Linked DNA regions of Mus musculus: all the other regions are linked to region 1. The links are chromatin loops, found by intact Hi-C in ENCODE. Cell type or tissue: left cerebral cortex. All regions are shown on one strand. Region 1 overlaps Snx29 (sorting nexin 29). Region 2 overlaps Snx29 (sorting nexin 29). Region 3 overlaps Snx29 (sorting nexin 29).

Evidence for each region. Hi-C counts contacts between places; a loop is a spot of excess contacts. Peaks named below come from ENCODE experiments on the same cell type or tissue, not always from the same donor. Only the 100,000 strongest peaks of a DNase experiment are listed, where the experiment ranks them.
Region 2: it touches region 1 in a loop (3.0-fold over the local background); 10 of 42 quality-filtered maps call a loop at or near these places.
Region 3: a loop joins it to region 1, with 2.8 times the contacts of the local background. A loop is called at or near these places in 3 of 42 quality-filtered maps.

The regions. Positions count from the first base shown.
Region 1 is chr16:11,690,656-11,693,155 of GRCm38, reverse strand. The region is part of intron 18 of Snx29 (sorting nexin 29); the gene reads right to left. Among named protein-coding and RNA genes, the nearest start is that of 4833415N18Rik, 88 kb to the left of the region's middle. In left cerebral cortex, a CTCF peak has its summit at 1,166; DNase peaks (open chromatin) are centred at 1,260 and 2,196; H3K27ac peaks cover 1,897 bases.
Region 2 is chr16:11,473,400-11,475,899 of GRCm38, reverse strand. The region is part of intron 13 of Snx29 (sorting nexin 29); the gene reads right to left. Among named protein-coding and RNA genes, the nearest start is that of Gm32100, 110 kb to the left of the region's middle. In left cerebral cortex, no CTCF peak of the experiment used is centred here; DNase peaks (open chromatin) are centred at 173 and 1,409.
Region 3 is chr16:11,578,360-11,580,859 of GRCm38, reverse strand. The region is part of intron 15 of Snx29 (sorting nexin 29); the gene reads right to left. Among named protein-coding and RNA genes, the nearest start is that of Gm32100, 4.1 kb to the left of the region's middle. In left cerebral cortex, a CTCF peak has its summit at 1,107 (motif pointing left); DNase peaks (open chromatin) are centred at 1,023, 1,633, 2,256, 2,495 and 1 more place; H3K27ac peaks cover 790 bases.

The DNA.
Region 1 (2,500 bases):
CTGAGTTCCATCCTCAGCGCCATGAATTAATCAATCAATGAGTGTGCCTACAAACCAAGAGGCATAGCATCTCAAAGAGAAGCCACCATTCCAGCCGCATGTCAGGGGTTCCAGCTGACAGGGCGTGTGATGGAAGAGTGAGGAGTCTGCCTGTCTAGAGGGCTAGCACTCCCCACACATGCTCACAAAGCACATCACCCCTCCAGCTTCCAATCCTTATTTACATAGTGGAAGCATCAGGCACTCTGGTGTAGTTCCCCAAGCGTAAAGGGTTTGTGTCCAGTTAGCACCCAGTGGATGATATATAGGGATGGGTAGAAAGGTCAGGGAAGGAGCTAAGAGGCTGCAGAGGAGAAGCTCTGCAGAAGAAGGCCTGCACTGAGGCCACCTTTCATCAGGTGAAGTGGCTCGCTCAGGGTCACCAGACAAAGCTCCTTCCTAATGAGGTAAGTACTTTCTCCCCCTTCCCCATCCCCCCTCTCCTTTTCATTTTTTCATTCATTCCTTTGTTTGCCAGGCTCAAAATCCATCTCAAAGGTACTGAGCCTCAGATGATTCCGAGAAGCCAAGGCCTGCCAGAGAGAGAGGCGTTTATAGATGGGAGCAGAGAGGCCAAAGTGAAAGAGGAATGGCTGGGACCAAGAAGAAGAAAACAAAGCAGAGGAATGAGTGCAGAGCTCCAGGTAGGTTTAAGTCAGGTGAACACACTGTGGAGATGGAAGGATGCAAGGGTCTATAGAATGCTGTGGGGGTGCAAGCATCAGCAGTCACTATCCTGAAGCCACCTATCCAAAGGGGGAAAGGAAGAAGCGAGCAGATCCAAGCCTCCAAGGCTCTCCTCCCTCACTGTCTGACCCCTCTGGCAGGGTCAGACAACTGGTTCAGTCTCAGGCCCTCTGGATGCCACCACCAAGGAATGAGAAACACAAAGAGCAGGACTGGACCTGACAGTGGGTGGGCTGAGCTCAAAGGCAGAGCTTGTACAGCTCCAAGGAAGCCCAGCAAGGCTCCCAGGAAGGTGTGCCCCCAGATGGGAGAAGGCCTATCTATCATACCAACGTGTACGTGCTGGCAGCAAGTATGTCTCTGGGCTTGCTCTGAACACAGAAAAGGGGTGCTTTTAGTCAGTTCTGGATGGTGTCAGTTGAAGTGCTGTCTCTGGGAGGCACCAGCGTCACATGGGTGAAAAGAGCAGATCAACAACCGACAATACAGTCCCTGCACACTGACTGCCCCTCCCTTGCCCCTTGCTCTCTTTGCCTAGTATTTCAGATTTGTGGCTAGAGACTGTCTTCCGTACAAACACCAGGCATAAGCTGCTATGCAGCTTGTGGTCCCAGGGTCCTCTCCACACACTGACGATGTATGGCCTGCCTCTTGATAGCCTGAGTACAGATCCTCTCGCCATCAGACAGGAGAAAGAGTACAGGGACTCAGACCATCTGCTCCATCCTGGCACTGAGCACAGATGTGGCACCCTGTGACCGCTCTGAGGAGGTAAAAGAGTAAATGTGTGAGAGAGTGGAGGCAGACATGTAAGCAGGAGAGCAGGAAAACAGTACGAGGAAGGAAGAAATACTTGTTTTGGCTATGTTGAAGCAATATAGGGGTTCAATAAACACATGGTCTTGTTTGTTTGTCTGTTGGGGATTTTGTTTTGTTTTATTGAGACAGTGACTTATTTTGAATGCCTGGCCTGAAACTTTCTATGTAGACCAGACTTGTTTCGAACTCACAGTGATCCACCTGCCTCTGCCTCCCAAGTGCTGGGATTAAAGGCGTGTGCCACCACATCTAGCATACACAGTTTTGCTGAACTTACTATCTGCCCATTTGCATTCTAGCTTAGACTCATGACAGGTCCAGACCCTCAAGGCTAACAGCTTCCTCTAATATATTCAGTTGTCAGGCCCAAGTGGGATGCGGATAAATCCTGTCCTGCCCCTCATAGTCAAAGACAGAGAAAGCAAGAGGTAGAGAAGCAAGAGCCTTAGCTAAGGTCAGGAGACAGACAGGGTATCAGAATGATAACATTCCTGTGGGCAGGGATTGCCTGTCTGCTATAGTGATAATTCTGGTTTCTTTAGGAAAAAGAAAAAACAACCCACAGAAATAAGAATGTGTTTTGTTTTACTCTCTGCCGTGGGTATGGGGCTGACTCAGACTGTCCACAGCAGCTATGCCTTGCCTAGTGTTCTCCCAGGGGAGCGATTTTGCCAGCAGCAGATGGTTTTTGCAACTATGACTTTTCAGAGGGTATATAAATAAATGTTAGGGCTCTGGAGAGGCGGGATGGGTTGTTGGTTGTCGATTGTTGGTTGGTTGTTGTTAGTTGTGGTTTGTTAAATAGTCATTCACAAAGAAGAAGAAAATTGGACAGCCAATATCAAACTTGCCTCAAGGAACTCTAAGTTCCTAGTCACAGGAAGTAGTCTAATAATAATGTTGCCCCCCTGTCTCTCTATTTTTTTTCTCTCTATCAAGTATTAAGGGTTGAAAG
Region 2 (2,500 bases), 220 kb after region 1:
GAATGGTAAGCTCCCACAATGCATGTCGCTGAGTGAGTGCTGAGTGCGCATCCAGGAGCTGGAGGCCCGGGCCCCCGCCTGCACCCATCTGTCTTCCTCTGTACTTTCGACCTGAGACAACAATGACAGCAAGGTCTCTCTTCATGCCACTGAGTCACTGAGCAAGCTAACAGGCCCTTTATGTGACACTTAGTCACTAGAAAGCACACTGTGGTGAGGAAAAGGGTGTTTGCAGATGGGGTGTCTGCACTCCAGAGTGACAAACTGAAAGTGTAGAATTGTGAAGTCTTTCCTAACACTCACTCATTTCAAGAAGTTCATGTGTCTCTCAAAGTTCTGCTATGCGCTCCTGACCCATCCTGCAGAAGGCTGAACATGGCCAGTTCTTGATTCATTCATATCATGGCAGGGAAAACTCAAAAACAGCAGTGGGAGGAGCTGCTATGGATAAATGAGTTCTGTGTGAACTCTACTTCCTGAAAGAAAATCCTGTGGTTAAAATAAGTCAGCTCAAATAGGACAGCTAAGGCCACTCCTCCAGCTTTTGGATGCCAGCTCACTTCCAAGTGAGAAGTTATCAGTCAAAAAAGAACACACTTTTAAACAGTAGCAAATATCACAACAGTGCCAGGCCAGAGGGAAACATCATGGTTAAACTTCCACTAGGCTGGAGAGACGCTCTGTGAATAATTCGAATGTTAGCAAGCACGAGGACTGGAGCTCATGGGCCAGGACCATCGGCCCCACACAAACAGCAAAGCCAGTGGCATGGGAGCTGCCCATGTGCTGAAGCACTGAGGACACAGAGACGGAGGGTCCCAAGGGCCATCTGACTTCACTGTCATACTCAGTGAGCTCTGCGTGCAGCAAGAGACCCTGCAGTCAAGGATGGTACCCAATATCAATTCTAGGCCTCACGCACATGCCTGTTCATGCATGTGTATGTCCATGCATAGGGACATGCATACCTACACAGGCACACCACACAAACTCATTCAAGAAAAGAAGTGACTTACAAAATCTCTCACACCCACTCATTTCCCCTCCTTAAGTCCTGCTCTGTGGCAATTCACTCCTCTAGGGGTTCCTTTCTGTTGTCTTTCCTGCTGTTTTCTCCCTTTTATTTGCTTGCTTCTTTGTTTGTTTATGTGTCTGGGTGTTTCGCTTGTGTGTATGTCTGTGCACCGTCTGTGTGTAGTACTGCAGAGGTTAGATGAGGCACCAGATATCCTGAAACTGGAGTTGCAGACAGTTGTGAGCATGTGGGTGCTAGGCATCAAACCTGGATCCTCTGGGAGAGCAGCCAAGTGCTCTAAGCACTGAGCCATTTACTTCTCCAGAGGCCTCAGCAGCTCCGTTTGGACCTCTCCCCTCCCACTGCTCTTCCACTCATCCTTATTACATCGCTTGTACATCCACATCCATCCCTACTCGGCATCTCTACAGATGTCCGCCATACTGACTAGACTAGTGTCCCCTCCCCCAGATCTTGGGAGAACTGACTCCTTCCAATCTTCTGGTCTCTGTGTTCCGCGCTGCACCCAGGGGAAATGCTCCTCTCACTCTGTGAGTTCCAGTTCTGCACCCTCAGTGGCTTTCTGCTTGTACAGGACATTAGTCAAATGTCTAGGCTCAGGAGATCTGGCCTTTGCCCTGGCAAGCTTCTTCCTGTCACCTCAACAAGCTGCCCTCTCACGTTGCTAGAAACCTCTCCTCCCAGCAGGAAGACCTGAGTCTAAATCTCAGCAAGAAGAAGAAAACAGTGTGACTATGTGTGCCTGTAATCCTGGCACTGTAGAACAGGGGGTCATGGAACTCATTGGCCAGCTGCCACATCACTGGCTTTGTGTTCACTGAGAGGCCCTGTCTCACACTAAGTCAGAGAGCAACAAAGGAGGACACCTGAGGACCAACTCTGAATCCCCACACACAAATAAAGACATAAATAAGGCCCTCTCCCTATACCACCTTTCCACATGATCAAGAGTCTTATCACTTAAGGGCCTCCCCAGAAAGGCTGGTGACCAACTTGTCTAAAAGAGCGTACCAACCCTGGATTCTCCATCTGCCATCAGAACCAACAAGTACATGATGAGCAGGCTCTTTTGCCCTCCAGGACCCCTGGAGAAAGACTGTCTCCTTTCACTTTGCTGCTCAGCTCAGACACTAGCACAGAGCAGGCATCAAGAGTGTTTGCACTCAGGTCACACCTACCTTGCACCAGACATACTATTTAAAGCACTCAGCCCAGAGTCAACAAAGCGGTTGCAGCCAGGTGCTATCATAGACTAGAAGCTTCTGAGCCAGCACCAGGCTTCTATACCCACACATTAATTTACCTATTATAAACTCCCCCCTACCCTTCTCTGTATACCAAATTTTAGCAATGCCCAGACGGGCCTGTTCACTGATGTATTATCTGTAGCTGTCTTCTCACTAGGACAGCTTCAGTGGTCATGACAGAGACCATATGTTCTAAATAGCCGGAAGAATTCACTCT
Region 3 (2,500 bases), 110 kb after region 1:
AAGTGTCATCCCTGTCTCACTGCTAAGTATCTCTGCCAGGTTGCCAAACTTGCACATGTTCTTCCTGCAGCCCAATTGCCCTAGCCCACCCAAGCTGACAGGCAAAGGACCTGCACACCTTCCCCTCCATGGCAAGGTCTCAAATACTGCCCTCGCCCCCGTCTCTGCACTCACTGACCCTTGGATGAAGAGTACTCAGCTGGTAGAGCAGAGTCCCAAAAACAAGGGAGAAGGTCTGTTCACCGCTAAGCGCTCATCTGTTCACTACTTGTTCGCTGTGAGCTAACGTAAGCTGGAGTCTCCATGGCATCCTTCCTTCCCCTCGAAGTACATCCCATTCCCTATTCTCCGTTCCCCACATCTGACCAGGGCTCTCCGCTGTCTCAGTGCAGAAGCAAGACCCTGTGATCAGATGAAGAGCAAGAGCGGAGGCTCAGCTGGGTTGCCAGCATAAATTCAAAGCTTTGGCCAGGAATAAAAGAAGCAAAGCCTTGTCTTCTCTGAATGTGAACTTGGAAGAAAAGATTTGCTCAGGGGAATCACAGCCATCTATGAACAGAAGGGGAATTACCCATGCCTAAAATCAGACTGTCCTGGACTGAAGATAAGCAGGACAGCAACAAGTACCCCAATAGTTCCCTGGCTAAACAGATAAAAATCCCACTCCTCCTTTTTACAAAGATTACAGTGGGCCCAGCAGCAAAACAGCAAGGCTGCCTTCTAAGTAGCAGCCTGGGGACCCAGACTCGGGCCCTCTTGTGGCTGGGCCACACAGAATCCATGGCTCACAGGTACCCTGCAAGGAAAACAAGAACCAGGAAATGTTCGTTCTCCAGTTGATCTCTCCCCCAGCCTGGACCGCACAGCAGTTCTATTTATACCCCAGTAGCCTGAGCAAGTCACATGGTCCCAAGGAGAAAACTGAAATAGGACTTAGTAAATAAATGTATTGTGTCTGCCTCAGCCAGTTTGATCTAGCTTCCCTGTGGTCTTCATCGAAAATGCTGTTTAAATGGGTTACCAGTCAGATGCCAGGGGTCCTGCTGGATGCTAGGGCTAGAACAGCTAGAATGGTGATGATTGGGGCACGTCTACTGCCATCTGCTGGGCTTGCAGCAGAGCAGACTTGGGGAAAGGGCAAAATGAGAACACAGTCAAGGCAAGTACAGAGAAAGCTGCCCTATCAGGATCAGGATGTAGGATACAAAGGATGCTGAGGACACCTGGGGACCGAACCCAGTTTGTAGAAGAGCAGAGAAGTGGCCCAAGCGAGCCTCAACCTTATAATGCCCCTGCCCCTGCCCCTGCCCCTGCCCCTGCCCCAGCCTGCTAGGTGCTAGAATTACAGGCACCTTCCACCACACCCTCTTCAGATGAGATCTTAAAGGTGAAGAAAATAAGTTACTCTCTCTCTTCATCTCCTCTCTCTGTGTGCATGCCCTTTTTCTCTTTCTTTCTCTCTCTCTCTCTGACCCACTCCCTCCCCCACTTTCCTCATGGCAACTTCCCAACCTCAGTCCTTGGGTCCAGTGAACTCTCCTGGCTGAGAGAAGCTTCCCAATAAACCCGCCTTGTGTGTGTGTGTGTGTGTGTGTGTGTGTGTGTGTGTGTGTGTGTGTGTAAAGTTAACAAGGAAAGATGAGTCAAGGATAGAAGACAGAAAAAAGGAATCAAGTTAGTTGTCAAGTTAGACAGCTTGCCCCAACCCCCATGCAAAGATGTGCTTCTGAAAGATGAAACAAGTTCTAGGTAAGGTGAGAAATGAGGCTGAAGGCAGCAGCAAGAGTTTACTAACACACACATCAGTGGTCTTCAGATGCCTTGAGGTACAGGTGAGTCACTGTAGCCAGAAGAGACTTCGGTACAAGGCTGGCAAACCTTGGTCTCCTCAGTCACATCAGCTGTCTGCTCTCTGAAGTTTGTCGCTCTACCCTCAAGCAGCAGGCTTTTCAAGTAAAACAAAGGCCAGCTTATCTGGTGCTCACAACAGCCCTGATCCCTCCCAAGGTGTGCCCAGCACCAACAGAACAGCCCTGAACCTCTTCCATCAAGACCAGGCGACTCTGGCTTCAGGAAGCTTCTTCCTGCATAAAGGGAGAAACCTAACAGAGACTCAAAATACTGGAGGGCTGAGGAGCTGAAATCAGCCACTATAATTACCAATATTTTTATCTGTTGTCCAAAAGAAGAGCCTTGGATCATCTTCCAAGTGTGTCTCTGTGGAAGTTCGCCTACTCCTTCCTAAGTACTCCAGACTCCCGGTCAGAGGCAGGCCCAGATTCCAGGCCGCCACAAAGACAAAACCAACACTTAGGCATCTGAGCAGCCTCCTCCATCTCTGGTTGGATTTTTTAGACAGAGTCTCAACTATACAACCCAGGTTGGCCTCAAACTCAGGATCCTCCTGCCTCCGCCTCCCAGGTGCTAGGATCACAAGTGTATTACATTATACCCAAATGAGACAAAGAGAATCCCTTATCTGCTATGAGGAAGGAGAAAG